2 separate regions of the Mus musculus genome follow, and region 2 is linked to region 1. Evidence: chromatin contacts called from ENCODE Hi-C or POLR2A ChIA-PET data. All regions are on one chromosome and are shown on one strand. The core of a region is the stretch at or near the end of the contact, and the rest is flanking DNA. Distances in the headings are between cores, read along the strand shown.

Evidence for each region. A loop is a pair of places that touch in the nucleus more often than their neighbours do. ChIA-PET counts read pairs that join two places held with the same protein, here RNA polymerase II (POLR2A).
Region 2: a loop to region 1 is called in a map of heart, with 3 times the contacts of the local background. The contact joins two enhancer-like sites. A Hi-C loop is called at or near these places in 2 of 37 maps with a recorded cell type or tissue (both heart). POLR2A ChIA-PET finds 5 or more read pairs at or near these places in 1 of 5 experiments (embryonic stem cell).

What each region holds. Positions count from the first base shown.
Region 1 is chr2:75,019,061-75,025,660 of GRCm38, forward strand. No RefSeq gene overlaps it. Among named protein-coding and RNA genes, the nearest start is that of Gm46748, 39 kb to the right of the region's middle. Within about 2 kb of position 2,716, at least 1 of the 3 ENCODE cell types and tissues checked has a DNase peak (open chromatin) inside an H3K27ac peak, as active enhancers do; it is heart, where a contact is called at or near this core.
Region 2 is chr2:75,052,164-75,058,763 of GRCm38, forward strand. No RefSeq gene overlaps it. Among named protein-coding and RNA genes, the nearest start is that of Gm46748, 6.1 kb to the right of the region's middle. Within about 2 kb of position 2,768, at least 2 of the 3 ENCODE cell types and tissues checked have a DNase peak (open chromatin) inside an H3K27ac peak, as active enhancers do; they include heart, where a contact is called at or near this core.

The sequences.
Region 1 (6,600 bases), core at 1,466-3,965:
GTTACCTAGTGGATAGGAACTGAAATCCGTGTCTTTAATTTGCATTTCCCTAATAACGTTTAGTGTTATTTTGGGAGACTATCTGCTATTTGTGTGCTTTCTTTAGTGAAGGTTTAGATAATAAAATCTTTCGATAACTTTTAAAGTTGGATTCCTGTGCAGAGGTTAAGCATCAACCGTCTTCTCTAGATAAACAACATGGAGAATATCAGTGGAGGTAGTTTTCTCCTGGTAGGTGGTTTGAGTTTCTCCTTTTCAATAAAAAAAGTTTTTGTTGTGGTTATCGCACAGAAACAAGGTGGGTTCTACTGATGTTGAAACTGATGAACACACACACACACACACACACACACACACACACACACATACATATGCAAGCAAAGGTTCGAGAAAGTTTATTACTCACAGAATAAAACTTTCTGAGAACAGGGCAGGCTCCCAAGTAAATCCAAAAATGTTTCAAGAGAGCGCGAAAAGAGCCTGGTCTTTGGCTGTGATTGGAGAATGGGGCTGGAGCGAGCCAGGGTTCCTGTGCCTGAGAGCTGGGGCTTGCATGCTCTGAACTTCCGGTTGGCAACAAAGGTGGGAGCACCTGGGTTTTCTTATCAGCAGGGCCCAGATGTAGGGCAGAGGGGAAGCGGAAGTGGAAGGGCTGGGAAGCTGTCAGCAGCCACAGTCACCAGCAAAATACAATCAGAACCTTCACTGTATGGGGCCAGTTTGGCCTAGTTTGTATTTTTCTACTCGCTGACTTTTGTCTAAGAAATATTTTCTAATCTCGATAAAGAGTATTTTCTTCTAGTAGGTTCTAGATATTGCAGCTAAGCCTTTGATCTATTTTGCATGGATTTTTTTGTGTATGATGTGAAGTCTAGGAGTCTTTGTGTTTTCGTGGCATTGGTTGGCTCTCACTTGATGCCTTTTCTTTCACTTATGACCTGGACATCTTTAATAAAAGCAATTGGCTGTAAACCCAGCTAAAAGGATTCCCTATTCTGCTTCATTGATGCCTACCCTGTATTCACACAATAACATACCATTTTACTAGTATAAATTTATAGTCCTAAACATTTTCATAATTACCCTAAGTTTAGCTTTTGAGATTGATCTTCTTTTGCATTTTTATGTGTTTTAAGATTGATCAATTGCCATGAGAAACAAAACAGCCTTTCTAATGCCTAATAGAAATTATGAATCTGTAGATTAATCTGGGAAGAACTGGTATTTTAATATCTCAATTTTATCTAATGACAAATGAACATCTATTTAGGTATATTTCTCACTTCTTTAAAATATGCTGTAATTTTCAGCATATGGATTTTACACCTATTAAATTTTCCACGTTTTTTATTGTGTGTCTGTTTATGTGTATGTGTACAGGAACAGGCACATGCACACATATGTAAGGTTACACGTGGAAGCCAGAGGCTTATGTTGATTATCTTCAATAGTTTACAGCTTTGTTTGTTTGCTTGTTTGTTTGATTTTTGAGGCAGAGTCTCTCACTGATCCTGGAGTTTGCTGACACTGCTAGGCTATCCAGGGCTGCTTGTGCCCCACCTAACAGAGGCTAGTACTATGACACGATTGTACCAACTCACACAAAACCATCCAAGAAGGAACTTCTAGGCAACTTGCAAATACAGAGGTACCCAGGACTCAAGCAGGCCAAGTTCATAGTGTGGCAGCTTAGCACAGGGGTTGAGTGATGCTACCTCTAAAGAGAAAATGCCATTCGATATAACAGATCCAGAAATGATGTAGACAATGGAATTGGTATGCATGGGTGCTTTAAAGGCTCCCGAAGCTGTGTTCTATATCTTCAGGAAGCTAGAGGGAAGGTGAAAAATAATAGTACTGATATAAACAATGTAAGAAAAAGGGGACCTAAATGTAACTGCCAATGACGAAAATGACAGCGTCTAGAATAGAAAACCATAGGCTTCAAGACAGATTAAACAGTAAGGGAGAAACAGCAGTGAAGTTCATAGATTAAAACTCAAACAGAAGGAGATCCATGGACTGGTCACAGGGCAACTCCAGGCGCCTAACGTGGGAGAACATAGAGTGAGCGAGAGGGTCTGAAAGACAAGAGAAATCTCCAGGGGCAATAGGATATGGATAGGAGATGGTGGTGATGGCTTCATGAGTACACACAAATGTACATATGTGCATACATGCCCATGCACATGTACACGTGTATATGCATGAGAAATATACTGTGCATCTTTTGGTAAAGCAAAACATCACACCCTGTAAATGTGCAATGGATTGTGTCCCTGGTACCTCAATAAAACTGATTATTCGTTGCTAATGAACTACATAGACATTCAACCGTGGTTTAGTAAAAGGTTAAACTTTCATATGCTCTGAAAAGACTAGATGCTGTCTGTCTGTTTGTTTTTAATGTATCGACCTTATATCCCTCAACTTCATGAAACTCGGGCTTTCTGACAATGTTTTCTCTGGTTACTATTATTGTGACTTAAATTGTGATTAAACTTAGGGTCTTCTAAATAAGATGCAAAGGTCTATCTATGTCAGAGCTTTTCGAACTGTGAAGTACCCTATAGATTAGTGTAATAACTGCAACACAAAGAAATGTATTTGAATCCCCTGCCTGAGCCCCTGGGTTTCTCTATGGAAGATCAAGGGCCACCGACTGAATGCTGGCATCCCACGAGGACACTAATGCACACAGGATCCCACCATACCCAGGGGCCAGACGCCCATCCTCCTCCAACAATTGCAGGAAATGGACTCAGCTCCCTTTTCCTCAGAGTTCGTGTGCCAGCTCCCCTCTGGGGAAACCCCTGTATCCTGTCTGCTTGATATTTGATGCTTGGTGAAAGCAGGCCCGCATTGTCCGGGAGCTGGATGTGAGCTGTTCAGCACAGAGGTATTCTAGATTCTCTGGGGATGTCTCAGAAAGGCCCCTGGAGCCTGGCTGGGATACTTCGCCATCATAGTGCTGCTAAGTGTCTGGGCTTATCCGCATTGCCAGGGCAAAGGTGAGGTTCTTCTCCAGACCCTGGCTCATCAATCTTATACCCTCCCATGAAAGACCGCTTCCACCCGCTGGCCCAGATACCATAATCTTCAGGTTCTCGCATTACAAGCTGGTGTTACAGTCACATTATATCATTCATCCTTATGAGAAACTAGTTATTCAGTCTTGGTAAATTCATTAACAGACCCCTATAGACTGCCAACAGCGGATGATTAGACTAGATCGTGAATGGGATGTGGTGAGAAATCTTGACATTTGCATTGCAGTGTTTTCTTAAAAGCACAAGCAAATATTCTTTCATGTGGACATCACATTTCCTTCATGTCCTGTCAAACATTTGATGTGCCTCTGAGCTTTTGTCTTGTTTTGTTGATGGCCATGTGACAGGCAATGCTCCTGGAAAGGCTTGGAGGGCCTTAGGGAATGGCACATACCTTCCATTTCTCCTGCAGTCTCTGATGGCCCCTCATAGGGAGCTCATCTTTGCTCCAAATGTCTTCAACAACATGGAGAGTTTAACAATGGGTGAATTCATTTTCTCAGAGCCAGGAATTACTCAGACTTCAAGGTTTCTGGAATTAAAAGGGGATTTTTGGTTTCTACATCAGGTCACCCATGACACAGGGCAACTTCTGTTCTTAAGTGGGATTAAAAAAATGCTTTTAAGAGGCATATTGAAAGGGCTCAGAAGATTTTGTGGACATCAAATAGTTTTGAAAAGACAATATTTTGATGGTTTAATTATAACAAAATAGGAAACATGCAGATTAAATTGACCCTAAAACACACATGGTTTTTAAAAAGTAAAGGCGAAGAATTCTAACAAAATACAATTTTTGGAATCTAAAACACATGAACAAAACCAAGAAGACTGGTGGATTCCAAACACAGCAGCTGCCTACGGTGATCTGCCATCTCATAACCCATGGAGGCGACAGGATGCCTCTCTGTGTCACTCTGGACTTTCTGACCAACTGGGATCCCATTTTCCAACTCAGCTTTACCTCTGAAACTGAATAAACAAGCAAAATCCTTTGCGTGATAAAATAGGTTGTTTTTGTTTGGTTTTGTCTTAAGCTTTGAATAAAATTGTGTTCTTTGAATTCTTTACAAACACAGGCTTGTTCTCAAGGAGTTGAAGTTTTACATTAAAGTATTTGATGACTGTTGTTTAGCTTCTCCCTTGCCAGGGAGTTGGGTGTTACTATGAGTTATAGAATTAGGAGATTTCAGAGTTTGTATCCCCATGATATGATGGTGCCTCCTTTTTGTGCCGAAGAAGTCTTCATCAAGTACTAATTTAGACTGACAGACACTTCTCTGCCTTGGGGTGAGGCAGGTGTCTCCTCTTCCCCTCAGGGCTCTTCTTGGTACCTTGCTTCTTTGTTGGGGAAGTTTTGTCTGTGAGAACTTACTCGTGGGGTATTAGAGATGCTAACACAAAAGTGCATTTGTGCAGAGGAGTCTTCCCTTGGCCTGGGGCTTGCTGCGTAGTTCATGAGTGTTTCCACTTAAGTTCAGTCTGGGGCTCTGGGATCTTACACACCTAGATGCTAATCTGTGGGAGCAAAGGCCTGTTTCAGGGTCTCTCCGGGAGATTTTTGCTTCCTGCCTGTGTTGTTACCCTTCTCCTCTTAGAGGGTGACCAGAGACCTGACAATTTCTGAGTGGCACATTGTGTGTGAGTGTAGTCTTTGGGCCTCATCCAACCTGGGGAAGGTTTTCCTTGGCTTCTGTACATGTTATCATGAGACCAACAAGAGTTAGCAAATATGGGGCTGGAGAAACGGCTCAGTGGTAAGGAGCACTCACTGCTCTTCCAGAGGACCTTAACTTGGTTCCCAGCACCCATGGCTAAAATTGAACTACAGCTCCAGGCATCGGATACTTCTGGCCTCCACAGGTACCTATACTCACATACATATGCCCATATACTAATACATAGCCCCATATATAATTAAAAATAATAAAATTAACCTAAAAATGTAGCCATTTTTTAAACGTAAATGAACCCATGGTTCCCAGGACTTGCTTTTCTCTCTTATTTCCCACCTTTAGATTTTGGCCTCCTGGGTCCTTACATCCTTGTTAGAATAGGGACACGTCATGAGACAGTTTTCGTTAATGCTGACACTTTCCGCTGGCTTTTAAAACCTTGTGATATAAAGTTGAGTTATGGTGGCAGTCAGTGCAAGAACCAGAGTGAAGTCTGAGCCTCGAGGGTTGGAACAGGGAGCTCTCTCTTTTGCTCACCCCTGAGTACTGGCAATGTGTTCTCAGGTTCTTTTCATTAATGAAATCCCGTGTTAGAGACTTTATGAGAATCCTGTCTACCTCAGCCCTAGGTAGTGCACATGAATGTCTAAGATGAGATTTATTTCCATACAATTCTAAGAAATTTAGGATGGTGTCCATTTTAAAGACTTAATTTAATTGGCCTTTACCTTGAGGAAAAAGAAGCAATATGTTTTGAAAGCGAGTCATATGATGCCATTAATTTATCTTCAGTAAAAAAAACAAAAACAAAAACAAAAACAAAAACAAAAACAAAAACTAACTGTAAGTTGAGTGAAGTAGAATCACATCTCCCAGTAGAGAGCACCCTCACTTCCATGTTTTACTTCTCTTCACAGAGGATAGTCCAGCCCCACATGGAGTGACTGTGGGCTCCACCCCAGCCACTGAGACCTCTCGAGTCCAAGTGTGTTCCAGTTAGTGAAGTCATACCGCTGCCCTCAGGGAAGACAATGCACACAGCGTGAATGCCTGCTGGAACCAGGGGTGTCGTGCTGGTAGGATGGTGATGACCAGCCTCAGTGAAAGAGAATCTGGATGCAGAAGGAATATTTTCCAGCACCTGAGGATTCTGCTTCTGGTAACAAGGTCCTGTCAGCTAACGCTGAGCCTGGCCAGTAGGCAGGAGCTTCATTGTGAACCTTCCAGGAAGGTTTACAATGTAAGAAGGGTGACCGCATAAGTGACTATCTAACCTTCCTTTTCAACCTGTTGTTTAGGGGACATTTGCTGCCCTCTGGCCTTGGGAACTCTTCTTGACTTGCTGGAAATAAATTATGCCTATTTTTTTGGTAATCAATAGCTCATAGTATTGTTGTTCAGTGGGCACCAACTATAGACCCTTTATACCAACCTACTGGAGGTGTTGGTCAAAACTTTTGCACTTCTGGGATGAGTTCAGGAGTCTATTTAGACACCAAAATCCCTGTGAGTTTATGGCATGAAAGAGCATGACTTCCCCTTTACATAAACGTTATCATCAACATGGGCAAACACTTACTGAAACGGCCTCTATGTTCACTGCTCTGTATATTCTCCATGCTAAAAAAATGATCTCTAGGCAGCCTTTACTCACTGGATCAGATCATTTGGCATTCTCTAGTGCTGATTCCATCTACCTATTTTATAACTACAGTCATCATCTTTATTGAAAACATCCACACACATTTTGTCATCATGGATTTTCTGTAAGATGAGAAAAACAGGTAGAAATATTTTCCTCTTGACTTTAGACAGCTAAAATCTGAAATATGACAGTACCATTGAAGACAAAGTCAAATTGAGAAAGTTAGAGG
Region 2 (6,600 bases), core at 1,518-4,017, 33 kb after region 1:
GCCACAGTTCCTAAACTCTCCTTACCTGATGCTCCCCCAACACCTGTGAAGCCATGGAAACTATTTCAGAACGTAGATTTGTGGGAGGATACTCACCCAAGCCTGCACTAATTTACATGCAAGGGTTCTGGCTGGACTGGAGTGGCTCGGAGTGGGTTTGCTGTGTAAAGCCATCCCCCACAAATCTGATGCTTGTTATACATCCAAGGTCTCACCAAGGAGAAGAGCTCCATGCAGGCTCCATCAGGAGCAACCTCATGCATGAACAGTCGCAGCAGCAATTCTCTGTAGTTGCTCTCACCTTCAGGCTGCTCTTTTGTTAGTCTTACATTTTTGTGTGTGCTACAGATGCATCGGCTGTACAACCATGGAAGCCCGTCCCCATTGCTGGTGCATATGTGTGAACCTGGGCACATCAGGGAACTGACTGACAGCAATGACTCTGGCTCACAGGAAAGACAACAGGAGCAAGGAGTCTGACAGCTCAGCCCACAAAACCTTCTGAATATACTCTGATTCTTTTGTTTTGTGTTGTCTTGTTTTGTTTTTTTTTTAAAGAGTAATATTTCCTCTGGATTTATTTCTGATCTCTCTCTTTCTCCTTTCATTTTTCCCAGCTATCTACTAATTATGGCTTCATTCCAACTAAGGAAACAGGCTTCCTCACATCCATTACTGACAAATTGCAACACTGTTGCTGGATAGAATCTATTCATTCTATTAGACCTGGTTTCAGCAACAATCTTATTAGGGAGCAAGTTTCTGGTTTTCTTTCTTTCTTTCTTTCTTTCTTTCTTTCTTTCTTTCTTTCTTTCTTTCTTTCTTTCTTTCTTTCTTTCTCTCTCTCTCTCTCTCTCTCTCTCTTTCTTTCTTTCTTTCTTTCTTTCTTTCTTTCTTTCTTTCTTTCTTTCTCTCTTTTTCAAGACAGTTCCCCAATGGCATTTTTTTTTGTAGCTTTCTATTTTAAGTGTAGTTATACAGTTGGCTTGAACTTTCTTTGGCAATATCTCAGTGTATATTTGTGTCTGGGGCATTAAAAAAAAGAAAGAAGAAAAGAATAATCCTCTTGGAAACAACATGTTTTCCTACTAAACATCACCACTTACACGTTTTGGAAGTTAGTATCATGTAAGTCACAGTAGTTAGGTGGCTGATTCTGGTGAGAGAGTGTGTGCAAATATGAGAATATGAGAACTTCATCCAGAGACATGTCTCATGGTTTGGCTGCCGCAGTGGCTGAAGCTGTCTTTCTCAAAAGGCATAGTCAGCAAAGACTGGTACCGCTCATCCCAGGATGCTTTTATCTGTTGGTGTAGTGCCTGGCCATTGTGCAGTAGGTAGACAGAGCACATTGTGAAACATCTGGGTCTGGATAATTAACATCCGAACTGGATAGGCAGTTCACAAGAGACAAGATGGCAGATCCAACCAGGGCAGGCTGGGTTACCTGGACAGGGCTTGGCTTTTGTAGCTCAGAGATGGTGTGAATGGAACTGGGGGGGGGGGGGGGCAGACCTTGTAACTGTTGACAAGATACTGAGTCTCCCTGACATTTTTCTCTTCTGTGGTGAGAATAATAATTAGAACCTGCTTGTATTTTTTTTTTTTTTTTGAGGACTTGGTGAGTGTCTTAGTTGCTATTCTATTGCCGTGAAGAGACTCCATGGCCAAGGCAATTTTTATAAAAGAAAACATTTAATGGGGGCTTGCTTACAGCCTCAGAGAGCTAGCATATTTTTCTTCCTATTCTTATTCTTCCCATGGAGAACATGGAAGCAGGCTTGGTGCTGGAGAAGTAGCTGAGAGCTACACCCTGATGCAGAAGCAGTGTTTGAAACCTCAAAACCTGTCCACAGTGACACGGCCAGCTACAACAAGGCCACACCCACTCCAGCAAGGTCATACCTCCTAATCCTTACACTAACTGGGGACCAAGCATTCCGTCATATGACCTATGGGGTTCTTCTCATTTACAGCACCACAGTGAGTTAATACACAGGAGATGCTGAATATGTGGCACGTGGTCAGTATCAGCTGCTAACTCCCCCTCATTTGTACACACATTTGTCTCACTGCCTTGCCCAGGACTGTGGTTAAAATGAAATTACTAACCCTGGATGGAGAATGTATGGCACAGGATAGACATGATCATCTGATGCAACCGAGTATGCCGCTAATTTTCAAGGGGCTATTTTTAAGTAGGAAGTTCAAGGTTTTAGGTTTCAATCCATATCTCCATTTAAAATGGTTCTCCAGGCGTTCATGGGGGGGGTGGGGGGGTGGTGTTCATTCGCTCCATGTTCTCTGTTCCTACTTATCTCCCGTGCCAGCTTTTGGGTTTTCTAGAACTCACTTTCTACAGCCCCCTCAGAAAAGTGGAAGAGTTAAACAGCAGACAGAGACCTCCTTGAAATTTCACTAGCCTGTGGCAGCAGCTTCTGGGGCAGGTTGGACCAAGAAATCCCATCCTACACCGGGCCAGGCACCATGCCTGCAAAGCTCTCAGGCCACACAAATCTGGCGATTATGCCTGTAAAGTCTTTGTTCTGGATGGGCTGGCCCTTGGATTTGAAAGGGTTCTCCTTTCTTAGAGCCACATGCAGAACTAAACTGCACTTCGAGGATACGCAGGAATCGTATTTACCTCCCTGTTCACAACCTGGCGACCCTAGCTGTCCCTTTGCCCCTGGCCTGGGTCCCACATTTTGCATCTCACCACAGCTTACAGAGTCAGGCTTGGGGACAGTGAGAACCTAGCTCTGCTTTCCAGCGGGGTGGCGGGGTTATTGAAACGGATATGCCTTTCATAGCCCTTTTTGTTAGGTGTCACATGGCTCCACAGGACGCTCCATCCTAACATCCTCCTGTGGTCTGAACGGTGGTGACGGGGATGGGGGTTGAGGGGGCAAGGCTTGGGGGAAGGGCTGCTTAAAGCTTTCCTTTCCACGTCATACCTCTGGGGGAAGACAGGATTTCTCTTTCCTTCCTTCCTTCCTCCTTCCTTCCTCCCTTCCTTCCTTCCTCCCGTCCCTCCCTCCCCTCTCTCTTTACTTAAAGCAAACCCTCAAGACACTCCCCCCAAAAGAAACAAAACAACAACAAAAGACAAAAACAAATAAACAAAAAAACCCCAAGTTCCTCGAATAGATTGCTTTCAATTTCCCCTCCCCCCTCCATATAGCCCACGACGCCACCAACAGTGCCACCTAGTGGCCAAATACAAATTTGTCCCTTCATTCTGAGTCGGCCAGCTTTTTAAAAGAAAAGAGAATGTCTCAGGGAAGTAAATGAAAAAAACAAAACAAAAAAAAAAAAATGTTGTTTGGGGAGGGGGCATGTTCCTATATTTTCTTAAGAACATAATGAGGCCTAAAACCCGTTTTCTCTAGTTTCTTCCTGCAGGCGTTTACATTCTTAAAGTAACAGCCACTCTGATTTTATTATAATTTTAAAGTTGCCTGCTGATGATCAGTATTTTACACTTCAGCACGGATAATCTACACTTCAAAGTGTAATATTTTTAAATGAGTGACATAAAAACAAACCAGAAACATGTCTCAGACTTTACAACCACATTGCCTGGTAAAAATGCTATATATTTTAATATTAAAATTTAAAATGCTGTATATTTTTTAATAGTAGTAATCTCTAGGAGGAGATGAGAATTTTAGCCAATGGATTCTTTTCAAAAGCAGAGGAAACAGTGAAAAACCTCTTTAATGAAATCTCTTGGACGTTTCAAAAAATGAAAACTCCTGATTTCACTTTAAATGAAATTTAAATTTTTAAATAATTTCATGTTCTCAGGAAGCTTCGGAATAGCATAAATAAGACCTGTGCACTACCTGGCTTTTCCCAATAGTGACATTTAACAAGACTCTAGTATGCTGTCAACACAGGAAACCAACATGGGTACAGTTCATGCGATTTATTCTTGTCCCACCTGCTCTGTGTGCGCTCATTCTTGTGTGAATATAGTTCTATGCAATGTCATCGTATGTGTAGATATACGTACCAACGCCATGATCCGAATTCTTCCATCACCACAGAACGGCATTGTGCTACCTCTTTCTTATTAAAAAAAAGAAAAGAAAGAAAGAGAGAGAGAAAGAGAGAGAAAGAAAGAAAAGACCAAACATGCCATTGTCTCTGCAGGAATAAGGCACGAGAGCAGCAACAGCAAGGCCATCACAAAGTTGTTGAACACCATAGCGTGTTATGTTATTGTTTAAATAATAGTGCTACGTATCCCCCAGCTGTAACAGTTTCCATTTAAAGAGATCACAGCAACAGGCAAAGAAATGGCAATTCATAGGATGCCTTCTAACACATCAGATTAAACCCCACAGCCACTAGGCACTAAGCCAGGTGTTGAAGGCACTACACGGAAGGGCAAAGTGCACTGCTCAGCCCCAGCCCCTAAGTCTTTAGCCAAGACTTTCCTTGAGACCTTTCAGTGGCCAGGGCCACCCTAGGCTCTGTAGATTCAAGAGTAAGGCCTGCTCTGACTACACAGCTGGGCACAGAGCCATTGCTGACAGAGTTGGATGGAACGTGCGCTTACCTTTCTAACTCTTTACCTCTTGCGGGGTGGGTTTACAGCTTCAAACTTACCTACCAGTAGGTCTACAATATGTTGGGAAAGCTGCTTTATCACGAGAAGCAAGGGTGATTTGAGTAGCTCCTCTGAGGGAAGCAAAGGTGAGATGCAGTGTGTGAGCACCTGGGAGTCAGCCATAGGCCTCTGTGTCGGCTTTGCCACCCATTCCCTGGGGTCCTTACATGACCGTTGATTACCTTAAATTTCCCCATGTCAAGGCGAGGGACTTCAGCAGATCATGGCCAAAGTCCTCTCCGTGCTATCTTATAAAGTAAAGGTTAAAAGGTTTCTTGGTGGTATAGGATTCTAATTATTGAGTTGGTGATAAAAGTTAATTAGAAATGCTTCATACAATTTAAAATAGGCTTCTATCTCAAAATGGATGGTTTAAGGACTGTGGATTCTTGTAAATAACCCTGGGGTATTTATTACAACTGTACTAATGGTATCACTGTCCTACATTCCTGGTGAGTGGAGATCTCGCTGATGAAGGAATTCTGGAGTTCAAACGCGCCTCTCCCACCTGTGCCACCTTTCAGAGCCATTAAAGCCAATGAACTTCATCTGCTCTCTTCAGTTTGCCATTTACTGACATGATATCAGGCATCTAGTTTACTAGATGAAATTTAAAACACAGATAAATATTTCATGTTCAAGATTTTAAAGGATTCTGATACACGAACAGAACTTCAGCTGTGTGGACTGGGGAGCTGGCTCGGTGGATACAGCACCTGCTGGCCAAGTGCTGGAACCAGCATTCGGATCCCCAGAACTCACATCCAAGTTGGGTGGGTACAGTAGCCAGCTTGAATCCCAGAACCTGGGAGGCAGAGGCTGGGGCTTCCTTCAGCAAGCTGGTTGGCTCAACTTGGTGAGCTCTGAGTTCAGGAAGCAGGTCTGTCTCAGTGAATAAAGTGGAGCGTGACCCAGGAAGAAGACAGACATCAACTGCAGACCTCTACATGCGTGTCCATGTGCACCAGCACACACATGAGTGCACAGTGCTCACGGCATTCCTGCCACACCAAAGTCTTCACACGTGTGACTTATGATCCACGCAAAAGGATAAGACCTTCAATGACCTTGGAATAATATTTCTAGCCACCAAAACTTAACATTTGTTTAAAAATACTAATATTGACAATCCCCTACCTCTGGGCATCACACATACCGGAAAATATGGACAAAATTTAAGTAAGAAAATGTAGAATGAAAGGTTCATAGTCTAAGAGGCGATAATCTATTTTCAAATGGTTGGCCATTTTAAGGGATTTATTCTTTCGGTTAAGGTATTTTAGGTGAACATTTACTATATGCCAGGCATTGGAGAAATAACAAGGAATAAAACATAAAAATAACTGCCTTTATGGCTTTTCATTCTTGGGTATAAGTTGAAAAGACAGGATAGAAGGCAAAAAATGAGGGAAGTTACCTCACTAGAAGGTAATAGAAGAAATACGTAAGACAGAAAGAAGGTGTGTGTGAGTGCGTGTGTGCATGTGTGTATGTGTGTGTGTGTGTGTGTGTGTGTGCTTGTGCGTGTGCGTGTGTGTGTGTGTGTGTGTGTGTGTGTGTGTGTGTAGTGCAATTTTACATGGAATGGTCCAAAAAGGCCTCTGAGAAGAGGGGATGCTTATGAGAACTGGAAGGATGAAAGTGCCGGTACATTCCAGCTCCCTAATTCCAGGCACAGCTGGATTCCAAGGATGAAGAAGTTTGCTTGCAGCTCTTAGCATGAAGACCCTGGCCTGCTCCTCACGGGCTGTCTCTGAGATGTCTAACTTTATGAATGCAGGCTCAGCCTTTTTACAGCCATCTAGAGGAGTGGATATCCCCTCACACAGGCATGCTTGTGTAGCCTGACACTGGCTCATTGGTCACTGCGTTTCTCACTGAATGACTCCCTGCTCTCTGGAGCTCTCTAGACCAGGATGCATTCTGCCCCATCCAACAGCCATCTGTCCCAATCCAATTGGAGCTGGGCATCTAGACTAAGCAAG